2 separate regions of the Homo sapiens genome follow, and region 2 is linked to region 1. The links are chromatin loops, found by intact Hi-C in ENCODE. Cell type or tissue: mammary epithelial cell. All regions are shown on one strand. Links, peaks and the distances in the headings refer to the core of each region. The heading gives the core; the rest is flanking DNA.

Region 1 (8,312 bases), core at 239-8,238:
GAGAGTAGAGTAGAGATGGCGGGGGCAGGATCGCTGCCCATGGGAGATTGACATAGAGCAAGGGGTGGTTCCCTACCATGGGGAAAGAGTGAGTGAACGAGAGCCCCTGGGACCCACACTTCTGCCATGGACCTTAGCAACCAGATCCCTCTGACACCCCTACTGCCATCACCCCACCATCCCACCCCACCCTCCAGACTGATGTGGAGAACAGCCTGGAGAGTCCAGGCAGAACCGTTGCTCAAGCCCATGTGGAGCCCCACGGGCCTTGGATCCCTGAGCACCCCAGCTCCAGCTGCCATAGCTCTACCAACAAGCGAGGCCAGTCTCTCTCACATGCCCCTAGGATAAGGGCCACATGCATGGTGCTGAGGAGCTGACAGGCTGGAGGCCCCACTTCCCCTGCTCCTTACAGGCAAGGCCCACTGGCTTGGGCCCCCAGAACAGCCACCCACCCCTGTCTAAGCACTCTGGTGGTCATGCCCTGTATTTCTCTGGGACAGACCTCCCACAGGTAACTCACAGGCTTCCTATGACTGCTGCTGCTGTGGTGTCCACCCCTGCTGCCCTCACCCAGGCTAGGTAACAAAGAGTCAGAGAACCGTCACGGGCCTCCAAAACCCTGCAGCTATAGTATGAAAAGGTGGGCAGACTGTTTTCCACATGGATCCCTTCCCCTGCTGTGCCTCACAGGGCAGGGCCTCCCAGCTGGGGTCTCCAGTGCGGTCGACCCACCCCCACCTGATCACTTCAATTGGTGACAGCTCTGCGTTTCTCTGGGGTGGAGCTCCCAGAGACAATCTACAGGCCCTCTGCCATTGTCACCTCTGTGGTATCCACCCTTGCTCACCCCAGGCTAGGCAGGGAACAAAGAGACTGATTGCTTTCATCCACCTGCAACACACTGAAACTGTCCTACAGAGAGAAGGCCAGTCTTCCTCTCCAGCCCTCACCTCGCCTGCTTTTAACCAGACAGGGTATCCTGGTTTGGGCTCACAGCGCAGCTGCCTTAACCGTGGCTTATCACTCTGACCAGCCACGGCTCTGCATTTCTCTGGAGAAGAGTTTCCAAGAAACAACCAAGAGGCCCTCTGTCATTGCCACTAGGAAGGGGCAAAGAACCAGACTGCTTTGCTCATACCTCCAGCACACTTCAGCCACCTTGACCAGATAGATTCAAAGTTGAATTCTACCAGAATCTAATCTAATAGCACATCAAAAAGCTTATCCAACACCATCAAGCAGGCTTTATTTCTGGAATGAGAGGCTAGTTCGACATGCGCACACCAACAAATGTGACTCACCATATAAACAGAATCAAAACCAAAAACTGTATGATCATCTAAATAGACATAGAAAAAGTCTTCTATAAAATCCAATATACCTTCATGGTTTTTTTTTAAAACAAACAAACAAAAAAACAACAAAAACAAAAACAAAAAACACAAAGAACCCCAACAACCCTCAATAGGCACTGAGGGAAAATACTTGAAAATAATAAGAACAATCTTAGACAAACCAATAGCTAATGTCACACTTCATGGGCAAAAGCTAAAACCATTGCCCTTGAGAACTAGAACAAAACAAGGATGCTCACTCTCACCATTCCTATTCAACATAGTACCAGAAGTCCCAGCCAGAGCAATCAATCAAGAGAAATAAATAAAAATCATACAAATAGGAAAATAAGAAGTCAAACCATCTCTCTTCACTGATGAGTCTGTACCTAGAAAACTCTATAAAGACTCCACCAAAAGGCTACTGGAACCAAAAAATGAATTCAGGAAAGTTTCAGGATACAAAATCAACATACAAAAATCAGTAGCATTTTTATACACCAACAATGTCGAGGCTGAAAGTTAAATAAAAAACACAATCTCATTACAATCACCACAAACAAATTTAACATTATTCCTTCAAATTACCAAAATCATTCTTCACAGAATTAGAAAAAGCTACTCTAAAATTCATAGGGGACCAAAAATGAGGTCAAATAGCCCAAGCAACTGTAAACAAGAAGAACAAAGCCAGAGGCATCAAACTACCCAATTTCAAACTATATGTTCAAACTAATATAGCTTTAATATAAGGCTGTATTAACCAAAACAGCATGGTACTGGTATAAAAACAGACACACAGACCAGCAAAACAGAATAAAAATCTCAAAAATAAAGCCACACATTTAAAACCATCTGATCAACTACAAGGCTGAGAAAAACAAGCAACGGGGAAAGGACTCTCTTTCCCAGGGGTGTTGGGATAATGGCCTAGCCATATGCAGAAGAATGAAACTGGACCCCTACCATTCACCATATGCAAAAATCCTACCTAGGAAATACCATTCTGGACATTAACCTTGGGAAAGAATTTTTGGCTAAGTCCCCAGAAACAATTGCAACAAAATCAAAAATTGACAATTGAAACCTAACTAAAGGGCTTCTGCACAGCAAAAGAAACTGAGAGTGAACAGACAACTTACAGAATAGGACAAAATACTCACCACATATGCATCTGACAAAGATCTAATAGGCAGAATCTGTAAGCAACTTAAGTGAACAAGCAAAAAACAAATAACCTCACTTAAAAAATGGGCAAAGGACATGAACAGACACTTCTTAAAAGAAGACCTACAAGTGGTCAACAAACATGAAAAAAATGCTCATCATCAATAATCAGCAGAGAAATGCAAATCAAAAGCACAATGAGATACTATCTCACACCAGTCAAAATGGCTATTATTAAAAAGTTAAAAAACAACAAATGCTGGTGAGGCTGCAGAGGAAAAGGAAAACTTACACATGGTTTGTGGGAGTATAAATTAGTTTAGCCACTGTGGAAAGCAGTTAGGAGGTTTCTCAAAAAAATTAAAACAGAGCCACCAATTTGACCCAAAGGAACATAGATCATTATACCCAAAAGGCACATGAACTCATATGCTTCTTACTGTGCTATTCACAATAGCAAAGACATGGAATCAACCTAGATGCCTAGTAATGGTCTGTTGGATAAAGAAAATGTGATATTTATACACAATGGAATACTATTCAGTCATAAAAAAGAATGAAATCGTATCCTTTGCAGCAACATGGATGGAGCTGAAGGCCATAATTTTAAGTGAACACAGGAACATAAAACTAAATATTGCATGTTCTCACTTATAAGTGGGAGCTAAAGATTGAGCACATATGAACATAAACCTGGAAACAACAGACACTATGGACCACCAGTGGCAGGAGGGATGATGTGGGGCATGGGCTGAAAAGCTACCTATTGAGTACTATTCTTACTACCTGGGTGCAGTATACCTATGTAACAAACCTACACCTGTGGCCCTTATATCTAAAATAAAAGTTGAAATTCAAAACTAATAGTACATAATAAGTTTAGGGCTCAATGAAGTGGATTAGTTAACTCTAAAATTTGGGGGGAAGTTTTAATGTGCTATAATTTATTCTCTTTTATCTTATCATGAGATTCCCATGAAGCTACCTGGAAACCTTGTAGGAATTTTGGGATTACTCTATTTTCTCCAAAAGGATTCTAGTCTTCTCAATTAACTTCAGCTCCATATTGACTCTCAGTGCCATAGTTTTAGCTGAGATCATGTGCCCAAAACCACACTGCCAGGTTAGTCTGCTTTATAGTAGTTTCCTGCCATAGCAATCTGCACCATGCTCATTTTTACTGTAGCAACCTACGGAATGCTAAACAAAGTTGCTACTAGAAAACAAAACAAAACCAAACAAAACAACAAGAAGAAAATTTATATGAAATGCATTTTGTTTTGCTCCTTCTGCCCATAATTTATCCTTTAAGAATTGAAACCTATGTGTGCTTGATTAAAAGAATGGATCTGAGATTAATGTCATACCTCGTGAACCCCCTTTCCATAATCATAGCTTATTGTCTCAAATGTGACCATCTGGCCCATGGAAAATTATTTAATTGCCAGTCAACAAACAATATAGTTACTTCATTTGGGATGTTGAACTGGATAGCACAAGCATACTGATTTAGTAAATTGTAAATAAGTTCTGATTAGTGACAAAATACCACAGTGAAGGTCTAAGAATTTCTTAGGCTGAACCCCTCACAGTTGCCCTGGATCATACATTTCCTGAGGCTTGCTGTGTGTGTTTCTTTACAATATATTTTTTTTCTTCTTTGAGCCATTTGTCACCAGTGTGCTAAAATCAAATGCATTATAATAAAAACAGTGAATTCTTGGCATAGCTTTACCTGTAAAATTAGACAGCTCTAGTTTATTATTTTTATAAGATACCCAGGTGATCCATATGCAGATTAAAGTTTGGGGACCACTGCTCTAAAGTCAGGTAAAATAAAAGAATTAACATGAAGTAGTTGCAATTAACCTAAAGTGGGGTAGTACAGTCTGACAAATTTTTATTTGTCAATTATCCCTTCATAAAGCTATGGAAAAAACGAACTTGTTATTTATGTCCTAATGTAGAAAGATGTTCATGATATATGAAGTGAATAAAAAGAAACTGTGCAAATTATACATACACGCATAGTATAAATCTATTGTTATAAAATATATATGCTACATATATTATATGACAGACATGTGACACACGTACACTTCCACAAATATACACAAAAAAGGATAAAAACAGAAACCATATTTAAAAAATCAGTGGTGCAATGAGATACATGAAATGAGAACTTTCACTTTATAAAATTTCTTAGCAATACTATTATAAGTAGTATCTACTTTGTGGAGTTCTAAGAAGTTTACATATTTTCTAAAAACGCTTTTTTTTCCCCCAAACACCACTACCTCTATTGTTATGTAGCCAATTTTACTATATGCCTCCCATCATTTTAGCAGACCTTTTCTGCTTTTCTGTTAGGAGCCATATTAAACGGCAAAAAAAAAGGCAGAAAGCGAAATGAATTACCTCTTGATAATAAGTCTGACAAATTTGGCAGGAAAAAATATTCTAACAGATAAACAAAGTTGTAGAACTATCTATATACATAAATAGCACATGAATATATAAAATAGATTTATTTTCCCTTAACTAAAATAAAAACCATGGACTTTTGTAAAGTATCAGTTTATCAGGAATTTGCCAATAGGAGACACTTTTCTTCATGGATCAGTCATATTTAGAAGAAAATCTATGTCCCCTTCCTTGGAATTGCACTGCTCTCCTTGTTGCTCTGGCACCCCCTGGTGGACTGAAATCACACAGATTAGGGAGAATGGAGGAGTAACCCACCAGGAATCTGTTGTCTGGAAGATAAATGTGTTGCATTTTTCAAGTAACTTCTCTGATTTGAGCACTTTGAGATGAAAGTACATTTTGGTTACATTGATTTAGTACTATGGCCTTCTGATAAAGGCACTGTTGGGCCCTCTGTGGTGCAAGCTTCTCTGTGCTTCCTCTGGGTTTTTAATATTTAGTAAAGCAGCTGTGCACAGTCAAGTTCAATATCCAGAGATGTAACAGATAAGGTCACAGAGAAAATATGAAATACCAGACTCTTAGGAGTAGACACATAGGTGTATGTGTTTGTGTGAATTTTTCCTTCCTATTTGAAATTTTGCCCTGTGTGTTTTTGGATAATCATACTGTCCCCAGAAAAGGCTCTTAAAGACAGAATTGTTGAATTGCTACTAGCAAAGGCTTTGGAGTTAGACAAATCTGGACTTGTGTTTATCCTCAAACAGTTTTTACATATATCTTGAAATTCCTATCTATGAGGTACACACCATTGAATCAACATATTTGAGCAAGTTACGATGATTAAAATGATGCATGTAGAACAGTGCTTAGTAAAAATTACATACTTAATAAATTAGTGATACACACAGGTTTTCTCTAAAATGCAAATAAAATACTTTTTGAGTTTTTTTCTTTAGTTTTAGTACTGGAAAACTGAAGATTTTTTTTTCTATTTTCTGGAAGTCAAACTGTACTTATAGTAAAACATATAGATAGATCTTTCTGAAAAATATATAATGATGATCTAGCAGGGTTTCAGTTTCCCTAAATTATTGATGTCCTGAAAAATACTATGTATTCTGAGAATAGAGATAATCTCCTTGATCATCTCTCCAAAGGGAACCCCCAAGAACTGCAGTTTTTCCTAATCTGTTTCTGGGCTGTGGGTGTTTGAAGTAATTTTTTCGTATCTCTTGAGGCATGTTTCATGTCTGTGTTTCTAGGTTGTCATTCAAGCAGGTCAGGGAAGAGAACAACAGCTCCTCTCCCAAGAGTCAGGCATGTGGTTTGGCATTGCACGGCTATAGTAATTGGAGTCACAAAAGTACTGAGTCAGCCCAACTGGCAGAGAGGGAGTTTCAGAGCACCGCTCTCTGAGAACTAAGAGGGATAGCCATCTGCTGTGATTATACTGACATCTGCAACCTATTCACTGAAGAAGAACACCTGAAAAGTCGATCCTAAGTGGGCCAGCTGCATCAGGTTTTCTCTGCAGACTTTTCTGAGAGGATTGGTGATTATTCAAGTGCAGTTTTTACTTCCTCTCAGAAGTCAAGGCTTTTTTTCTATTCAAGCACTTCTGTGTACACTGATACTTTGGGGATTTTCTCTAAAACTAAATTGGGGGTTTTTGAACTGAAACCAGCTCTCTGAACTGAAAGTACTGTTTTATAGAAAGATCTGAAAGCTTTCTTCTTTCTCAGTATTTAACCATTCAGAGGTGAGCATTATGTTCACAGAATTATATCTAAAAGTACTAGAAGAGCATCATTAAAGCAACTACAGATGGTACCTACTGCATGTGCCTGTCATTTTGTACACGGATGTGCCAAACCCCTCGGTACCTCAGGAGCTATTACACACACACACACACACACACACACACACACACACGCAATATGTGGAGGGCCAATTCTTTATACATATTTTCTGTCTACCTGTGGGTAAAGTGCTTGTAGAAGACACTCAATACTTCTCAATACTTATTTCTTTAGTTATATTACTTATGTATTTTACAAAAACGTATCTGTATAGCTTATTATAAGCAAGATATTCTTTGAATTGTTTTACTAATATTAACTCTCATATTTTCTAGAAGTCCTACTATAACAGTCATTTATTACTGCTATGACAAATTATTACACACTTGGTGGCTTAACACAGATTTACTGTCCTATACTTCCAGAGGCCAGGATTCCAAAATGGCTCTCACTGAGATAAAATCAAAGTGTCAGCATGGCTGTGTTTTTTCTGCAAGGAAGAAAGGAGCATCAATTTCCTTGCCTTTTCCAGCTTCCAGAAGCCACCCACATTTTTGGCTCAGGCTCAATTTCTCCATCTTCAAAGTCATCCATAGCCGGTCACGTATTTATCATGCTATATCACTCTGGTTATCTGCCTCCATTACATCTTCTGCTCTGACTCTCCTTCCTCTCTATTTCTCTTTTAAGGATTACCTCCCTTTCTAATGATGCTTAGTCACATCTGCAAAATCCCTTCTGCCATGTGAAGTAGCACACAGGTTCTGATGATTAGGACATGAGCATCTTTAGGGAGTCATTATTCTAGCTGCCACAACTGCTGTAATTATTCTTATTTTATACATGAGAAAATTGAGACTCAGAGAAATTAAGGAATTTATCCAAGATCACAGTTACTAGGAGCACAGTTTGGATTTAAACACTATCAGTTTAGCTTTGGCATCTGGTTTTTTTAACAACTGCACGGTTTAATGTTTGTGGATTGAAAGAGAAAGAAGGAAAAAGTGAAGGAAGAAAGGAGCCAGACACATGATATTTTCAATCTATTCATTCATATACAATAAAGCCAGCTAGCATTTAACAAATTAAACTCTTACTTTCAGTAGCATAGTGATTACATAAAGATACCATAATAACAACAAAACACAATAGAAATATCTTAAAGACAAAAGAAATGATGTCCCAAATTAATGAATATGGGCCACTGATATTCATGACGTTTGCTGCACCAACTGCCTGAGAAGGGCTGAAAGATACTAAGACACAAAGAAAGAATCACAGTAAAAGAGATGGTGGAGGATGTGCAAAAACAATGCAGAGAATTGTGATAACAAGAAGAATGTGAGGTGTCTCTGAAGGGGCGATACAGATGTGAAATTGAGAAGAAACCACAAAATTAGAAGAGTATTTTAATTAGCTATCCAAAAATGTATATAAAACAGGTATCTTTAACTTTATTGTAGGTTCAGAGGCACATGTGCAAATTAGTTATATAGGTAAATCGTGTGTCACAGGGGTTTGGTGTACAGGTCATACAGGTTTGTCATGCAGGTAATAAGCACGGAACCCAATAGGTAGT
Region 2 (8,312 bases), core at 84-8,083, 1.3 Mb before region 1:
CCATCATCCACTTGCATACATGTCTTATTTAAAAGTATGTTAAACACACATAGACCAATTATTTTCATGACTCTAAATAGTTACAGGCCCAAATATTTCCATTTATACTTGAGCACCAATTGTTAAATTTATGCACTCTTATGCAACCAGGCATGTTTTTGAGAACCTCTTGGTGCTTCAGATTAGATAAAGATGGGATGAGTTCTCACCATTAAGTTCACTCTTTCATTTGGAAGGCAGACTATTATGGATTCTTAAATATTAGATACTTTCAATTTCTCTTATGAAAAGAAGTGAAATAACCTAGAAGAATATGACTGAAGTTACTAAAAAAAAAAAACAAAACAATGAAACCTATTTTGATATAGAATGTGAGAAGCTGTGACCTAGCAAAAAAGGTGCTGAAAGCTCTCTTAATCCATCCTAGGGAGATGTGTTCTTTCCTGTGCAGGCCAAGAAGAATGGCCATTCTTTCACAACTTGAGGAAGATTATTTTATTGCTCTTCTTATCATCCTTCTGCTTGAAAGCACATAATCAAAACTAATGTAAAATTGAAAGCAGCTCAACTCCCTCACAAGTGAGAATCAGGTTGATTAAACGAATAAGACTTTGAAGTAAAACATGAAAACTCCTGGTAAAACTTGCAATGTTTTAATTTTCTATTCAGAATTTCCAAATCCTCTAATAGCAGATTCCATGCTATTTAAAACTTGTCAGCACTGAAGTTATTCTGACAAAACTACAATAAATGTCAGTGAAAGGGAATTTTAATAAGTAAAATAATTTCTGAGTTAAGCATATTTTCATCCCCTCCAGAATTCAACACCTGCTCAAGCAGCACATTACTCTGTCTCAAAATAAAGAAGAGTCATATTTTTCCAAAGGTAACAATGAAGCTAGTTCAGTATTAGAGATTTTTAGAACATCAGGTTATCATTTACCTAAGATCAACAAAGTTTAACTTAGTCAAAATAGTATAAACGACTCGCTCAGATGCTCTTGGAATATGCTGATCATACTGATAATGGCTCATTGACATCTTTAATTTTGATGATAGATAATTCTTAATAACTCCATATTTAATCTCCTAATTGAACCTATACAGGGGAAATATTTGTATTAATTAGAGAAGATGTATAATTAACATGTGTATTCACATGTCTAAATTCATCAGGCTTTAGAATCAATATTTTAATAAGGAAAAATTATTTGATTGTCAGAAAGCATTTAGAATATTTAGTAGACTAAACATAGAGTGTTGGAAGTTTCTTATTTTCTTTTTGCATTCATTTACCACTACTACTTAAGAGTAAGGCTTTTGTATTTGTTATCTACTGCTGCATAACAAATTACCCACAACTAGCAACTTAAACAATTACACATTTACTATTTCATAATTTCTGAGGGTACGGTACTTGGAAATGACTTAGCTGGGTGATTCTATCTCAGGTTCTTTCATAAGGATGTAGCACAGATGTCAACTGGAGCTGCAGTCAATTGAGGTCTGGACTAGACTGTAGAACCATTCTCTAGAAGGTTTTCACAAATAGCTAAGAGGAAGGCCCAGTTCCTTGCTGGCTCTTGACACACAGTGACATTTTCACATTACACGGGCCTTTCCAAAAGACTGCTTGAGTATCCTCATGATATCCCACAGAGAGTGATTCCTTAGAGCATAAAGTAGCCACAATGCCTTGGATTACCTGGTCTCAGAATCACACATTGTCATTTTTGCAATGCTCTATTTGTTATATAGGTCAACCCTATTTGATGTGGGAAGGGATTGCACAGAAAGAGGAATAGGTTCATTATTACAAGGTTCATTAGGGTACCTAGCTATACAGAATCTTTAGCTTTAAAGTAATATCCAGACAGGTTGAAAATACCTAAATTACTCCTATTTTATGGCCATGTACTTTTTCAGAAGCTACTCTATTGGAGAAGCTGCTGAAATTGGCTTTTAAAGAATTTAAAAAATTCCCTTTCAAAAGTGCATTCTCATTTTTCCCAGTGAAAGAAGTTCATCAGGCCAGGGGAATTATTTTACATAATTTATTCATTTTCTTCTTTGTGATGAATGTTTTTATCCACTATTTCTCATATGCCCTACTCTTCTAGCATTTGAATAATTTCCATTTTTTCAGACCAACGTCTGTCTTACTTATTGACAATGAGAGCAGCAAATACTGTAACCTACTCTAACAATTTGAACCAACAATTTAGAAACATGACATATTTTTCTATCATTAGCTACTGGCTTTATATTTGCACGCTGCTTTTTCTCAAGAAGAATATAATCTTCTTGAATGGACAAAATTGTATACTTTTTTTACTCCTCATTATATCACTTGAGATAATCCTGAACACAGTATAAGTACAAAATAATTCTTATGCAGTTGAATTATCTATACAAAGGTAACTGCTGATAGCATTTCAGATAATACTGTGTTTCAGAAGTTAGTCCAATTTATCTGACCCTTGAGGGAAAGAGAAACCGTTCAGATGAGTAAATCCTGATGCTATCACTCTTCACCTGATTTTAGCCTACATTATGCCATTATCTGCCATTAACTGATAATGATTTTCCTGAAAAACATCGTTTTATGTTGATCACAATATCTTAGAAAACTAAAGTTCTAGAATATGTTTCATAAAACTATTCCCCAGTCAGTGTTACTTCCTTTTTGAAAGTTTTTTTTGTTTTAACTTAAAACTATTTAAAAAAAATCTTCTTCCTGGGGATTTTTTTTTATAACTCAATTAGAATTGATAGCACATTTCAAATTCACTTTTACTTTAACAAATTACTGTACCAAATTTCCTTCAGGCTGAACTTTGATTATTAATTAACACACATATCATGTAGCTAAAGGAACATAGGCACTTTATGGCAAGGGTTTTTTTTTTTTTTTTTAATTAAGTGTAACAGCTTATTCATCTCCAGTGACTTTGAGGTTAACTTTTAAAACTCATCTTTAACTTCTTCTTTATTTTGCATTATTGTGGAACATAAACTTCTGTGATTTCAGCTGACTAGTGATAATTATTATTGCCACTCACACTCCAGTAACAGCATCTGATTCCAGAAAGGAAGCTTTTCTTTATTTGGTTATCTCATGCCCTTTATTAAACTCAGGGCTTGGTTGTCAAGTATATTAAAGTTTACAATGCTCCATACTCAGATTTTTTTGCATTACAAGAAAAGTCAAATGAGTCTTTGGAGCCACCTGTTGGATAAGATAGATTATATGCATTGCATATATACTTCAGGAATTTAGGAAGCTTCTGTTAATTTATCAGTATTATGTATCCTACTATGCCAGTTTGCACTCCAAAAGATAGTCACATTTTTTTTTGCTTTTTTGTTTGCAGGTTTTGTGTTGGTTTTGTTTGTTTTTGTTTTTAACTAGAATTACACATCTTGATTCACAGTCTCACTTATCCTATAATGTTGTCCTATCCTCCTGGTTTTCCCCTTCCTATCATGATTCATGAAGACAACTGAATTCTGAGTCTTATCCACAAAATCAGTCACTCTTAGTCCCACCTTTGAGCTTGGAAAACAACTCAAATTTTGAGTTTGAGTTTTTTCCAACTGTAAATGTTTAGTACCTTTACAGTGTTTCAAAGTGCAAAATTTAAGAAAAAAATTCTTCCTACCACCCATATAGTGGTAGGATCAGCCTAGAATCTTTTATACAAAACCTGGGCTTACATTTCAAACTAGATGACATTTAAGTCTAAATTCTCACAGGAAGGTTTGACTCTGCTAGATTCCAGTGTCAACCACATTGTAGATATAAATTTATAGTCACAACTGTTAGCCTGTCTCTTAGGAACAAGTCCGTGGGTTTTATTTCTTTTATCTTTATATCTTGATTTTATGTCAGGGGACTCATTTTTTCTACTGAGCTTTGCGGTTGACCCTCAGGTGTTTAAATAGATGCAAATTTCAGGAGAAAGGTAATGAGGTTTTTGTTCTTGCCCTGTAGGAAGGCATCTTGGCTCTTCATAAATAATCTCCTCTCCTCTCCTCTCCTCTCCTCCTCTCCTCTCCCCTCCCCTCCCCTCCGCTCCTCTCCAGTCTCCTCTTCCACAATCCTTAAGCACATCATTATGTTTTTCATGCAGAGACAAAAATAGGTCCCTCCTCAGTGTACAAATCAACACATATTTTGAAATATACATATTAATGTGTACTTGTATCAGCATACATACATATGTATTTTATGTGTATGAAATATCATTTTATGTTTTATTAAAAATTCCCAGTACAAACTAGAAACATACGTTAAACTACAACTGCCAACAGGAATACCTTAAGAGCAGATAAAAGTAAGAGTTTTACTTTACATGTTGTGGACTGATAGAAGCTTTTAGATACAAACACTATATTTCTAGCTAGAAACAAAAATAATAATGACAAAGAAAGAATGTATATCATTGTATGTGTTAAGAGATAAAGATACCTCATGGACTCTCCTAGAACTTGAAATATGACCATTCTGAATCATGCTCTTTGGAAAATGGTAAAATGTTAAATCAAGTTCCTGTAAGAACAAATTATCCTGTAGTTTAGCTCTGCTGTGATTAGTTTGCCTTCCCATGCCTTTGTTATGAATTTACTGACAGACAGAAGAAACCTGTTACTTTTGCTATCATGGATTTCAGATCATTTTGCTTCAGGGAGTTGCTTTCTGATGCCATTTTTAATTTGCAATTTGGAAGTGGCCTTATGCATCACTTGAAATATAGCAGATTTTCATCTTTAAGTTTATCTTCCATATAACAAAATCTAAAACCCAGTTCTTGGCTCCCAGGTATCATTTTAAAAACCACACTTTCTGGATTAACATTTCCTACACGTATATAAAATATAATAATTATATCTCTCAGTAATCAGACTGCTACATATGTATGTTTTTATGAACTAACCACTTACATTTAAACTGACACATTTAATAATTACCGAATAACCTGATGTCTATAACATTCTATCCCTTTTAGGTGATATGTAAGTTTAATAGTTATAAAATAATATTTAAGGGAATGATATAATTATCATATAAAGTTGGAGAAAAATAAAATACACTGATAAAATAAATTATAAGATATATTATAAATTACTTGTTGATTATACTACAGAAAACTTGGTGGACTGATGGGTACATAATCTTATAACATCATGGACAGGCTTTAAATAGAAATGACACCTCATAGCTTGTCTAACTAACCCTGTCATTGCAATCGTTCAAATAAATCATCGTTTATAAATATTTTCAATATTTAATTGCTTGAACATTCTGAATACAGAAAAGGATAAGGTTAATGAAATTGGATTTGTGCTGATGTATTTGTGAACATGGAGAATGTCTACTCCCTTATCCTGTTTATTGGAGGACTTCCTTTTAAGAAATGATGGCTCTTAAAAGGGATGAAGAAGTGATGCCACCTATAAGGGATGAGAAAGCAATGTGGACTCACAATTCATAGTTACAACCATGCTAGTCAATTTAATAATGGCCAAGAAAGTCTCCAAGGATTAATATCAATTTAGAGCCCAAACCGAATCTAATAGTAGTTCAATTTGTTTATTTTAATTAAAAATGATGTATATTTTAAGCTGCTGACTTGCGGGTTTTTTCAGTAATTCATCTTATTGATATATAAATATGATAAAATACATAGATAATTCTATAGTTCAGTGGGTTTTAAAAAATTAATAAGGCCATATAATCACACCCTTATCAAAATGTAGAATTTTTATTGTTTCCTTATGCAGCTTCCAGTCAAGTTTCCATACTTCCTGCTCTCAGATATTTTTCCTATCATCATAGATTTCTATTGTCTAATCCAGAGCTTCTTATAAATAGAATCAGACAGTATATTTTGTTCTATTTTTCACCAAAATGACTCTCAGCAAAATCCTGGCATCTGTATTTTTACACAGATCAATAGTTTCTTCCTTTCTGTTCCTTAGTAAAATTATATTTTATAAATATGTCATAGTTTATCAGTTTCCCTGATGATGAATAGCTATTGTTGGGTATTTGCAGATTTTGCTTGCTACAAATAAAGCTACTATGAAAATTCTTTGTCTAAGGCTTTCTGTGGTCATGTTTTTATTTATCTTTGATAAATAAAACTCATGTATCATAGTTTGAAGAAGGTATCAAACTGATTTTCAAAGTAGATATATGCTTCTATCAGCAGTTTGTGAGTGTTTCAGTTGCTCTACAAACACAATTCAGTGTCGTCAATATTTTAAAATTATCATTCAGGTTGTGTGTAATGTTAAATCATTATGGTTTTAGCTTTTCATCTCTGGTAACTAATGATATTGATCAAATTTTTCATGTGCTTATTGGCCATTTGAGTATCTCCCTTTATGAAGTGTTTGTTCAAAATTTTCCTGCATGGGTTTTGCTCAATATAATGCTATTAGTAGAGAGAGGAAGAAGACTAGAAACAAGAATATTGAAAATTTTTTCTGTGCTATATAGTAATATCCAAATTTTTGCTCTATACTTTTGAACTTAAACTGTGTCCTTGCTTTATCTGATCATTGGGGTTACAGAAAAATACCTACAGGTCTATATAATTTATATATTTCTTTAACTTTTGTTTTAAATTCGGGGGTACACGTGCAGGATGTGCGGGTTTGTTACATAGGTAAATGTTTGCCATATTCGTTTGCTGCACAGATCATCCTATCACCTAGGTGATAGCCCAACATCCATTAGCTATTCTTCCTGATGCTAACCCTCCCCCATGGACTCCAACAAGCCTCAGTGTGTGTTGTTACCTCCAATGCGTCCATGTGTTTTTATCATTCACCTCCCAATTATTAGAACATATGGTGTTTATCTGTTTCTGCATTAGTTTGCTGAGGATAATGGCTTCCAACTCCATCCATGTCTCTGCAAAGGACATGATCTCGTTCCTTTTTATGGCCACATAGTATTCCATGATGTATATGTACCACATTTTCTATATCCAGTCTATCATTTATGGGCATTTAGGTTTATTCCATGTCTTTGCTATTGTGAATAGCACTGCATGAATATACACTTGCATGTATCTTTATAATAGAATTATTTATATTCCTGTGAGTATATGCCCATAATAGTATTGCTAGGTCAAATGGTATTTCTGCCTTTAGGTCTTTGAGGAATTGCCACAGTGTCTTCCACAATGGTTGAATTAATTTACACTCCCACCAACAGTGTTAAAGCATTTCATTTTCTCTGAAAGCTTGCCAGAATCTGTTGTTTTTGACTTTTCAGAAATAGCCATTCTGACTGGTGTGAGATGGTATATCACTGTAGTTTTGATTTGCATTTACCTAATGATCAGAGATGTTGAGCTTTTTTTCATCTGTTTGTTGGCCACATGTATGCCTTTTTTTGAGAATTGTCTGTTCATGTCCTTTGCTCACTTCTTAATGCAGTTGTTTGTTTTTTTCTTGTAAATTGGTTTAAGTTCCTTGTAGACTCTGGATATTAGACCTTTGTCAGATGGATAGGTTGCAAAAATTTTCTCCCATTCTATAGGTTGTCTGTTCACGCTGATGATAGCTTCTTTTGATGGGCACAAGCTCTGTAGTTGAATTAGATTCCATGTGTCAATTTTTGCTTTTGTTGCAATTGCTTTTTGGGTTTTTGTCATAAAATACTTGCTCATGAAAATATCCTAAATGGTATTGCCTAGGTTTTCTTCTAGAGTTTTCATAGTTTGGGGTTTTACATTTAAGGCTTTAATCAATCTTGAGTTAATTTTTGTATTTGGTTTAAGGAAGGGGTTGACTTTCAGTTTTATGCATATGGCAGGCCAGTTCTCCCAGCACCGCTTATGAAATAGAGAATCTTTTCCCCATAGCTTTTTTTTGTAAGGTTTGTCAAAGATCTAATATCTGTAGTTGTGCAGTCTTACTTCTGAGTTCTCTATTCTGTTCCATTAGTCTACGTATCTGTTGTTATACCAGTACCATGTTGTTTTGGTTATTGTTGCCTTTTAGTATAGTTTAAATTCAGGCAGCATGATGGGCCCAGCTTTGTTCTTTTTGCTTAGAATTGTCTTGGCTATTTGGGCTCTTATTTGATTTCATATGAATTTTAAAATAGGTTTTTCTAATTCTGTGAAGAATGTCAATGATAGTTTAATGGGAATAGCATTGAATATATAAATTGCTTTGGATAGTATAATCATTTTCACGATATTGATTCTTCCTATCAATGAGCATGAAATGTTTTTCCATTTGTTTGTTTCACTTCTGATTTCTTTGAGAGTGGTGTGTAGTTATCCTAGAAG

What was found. Hi-C counts contacts between places; a loop is a spot of excess contacts. Peaks named below come from ENCODE experiments on the same cell type or tissue, not always from the same donor. Only the 100,000 strongest peaks of a DNase experiment are listed, where the experiment ranks them.
Region 2: it touches region 1 in a loop (7-fold over the local background); 2 of 110 quality-filtered maps call a loop at or near these places.

What each region holds. Positions count from the first base shown.
Region 1 is chr14:42,221,370-42,229,681 of GRCh38, reverse strand. No RefSeq gene overlaps it. Among named protein-coding and RNA genes, the nearest start is that of LRFN5, 620 kb to the right of the region's middle. In mammary epithelial cell, for the core only: a CTCF peak has its summit at 5,199 (motif pointing left); a DNase peak (open chromatin) is centred at 6,281; H3K27ac peaks cover 293 bases.
Region 2 is chr14:43,498,629-43,506,940 of GRCh38, reverse strand. No RefSeq gene overlaps it. Among named protein-coding and RNA genes, the nearest start is that of LINC02307, 880 kb to the left of the region's middle. In mammary epithelial cell, for the core only: a CTCF peak has its summit at 3,211 (motif pointing left); no DNase peak of the experiment used is centred there.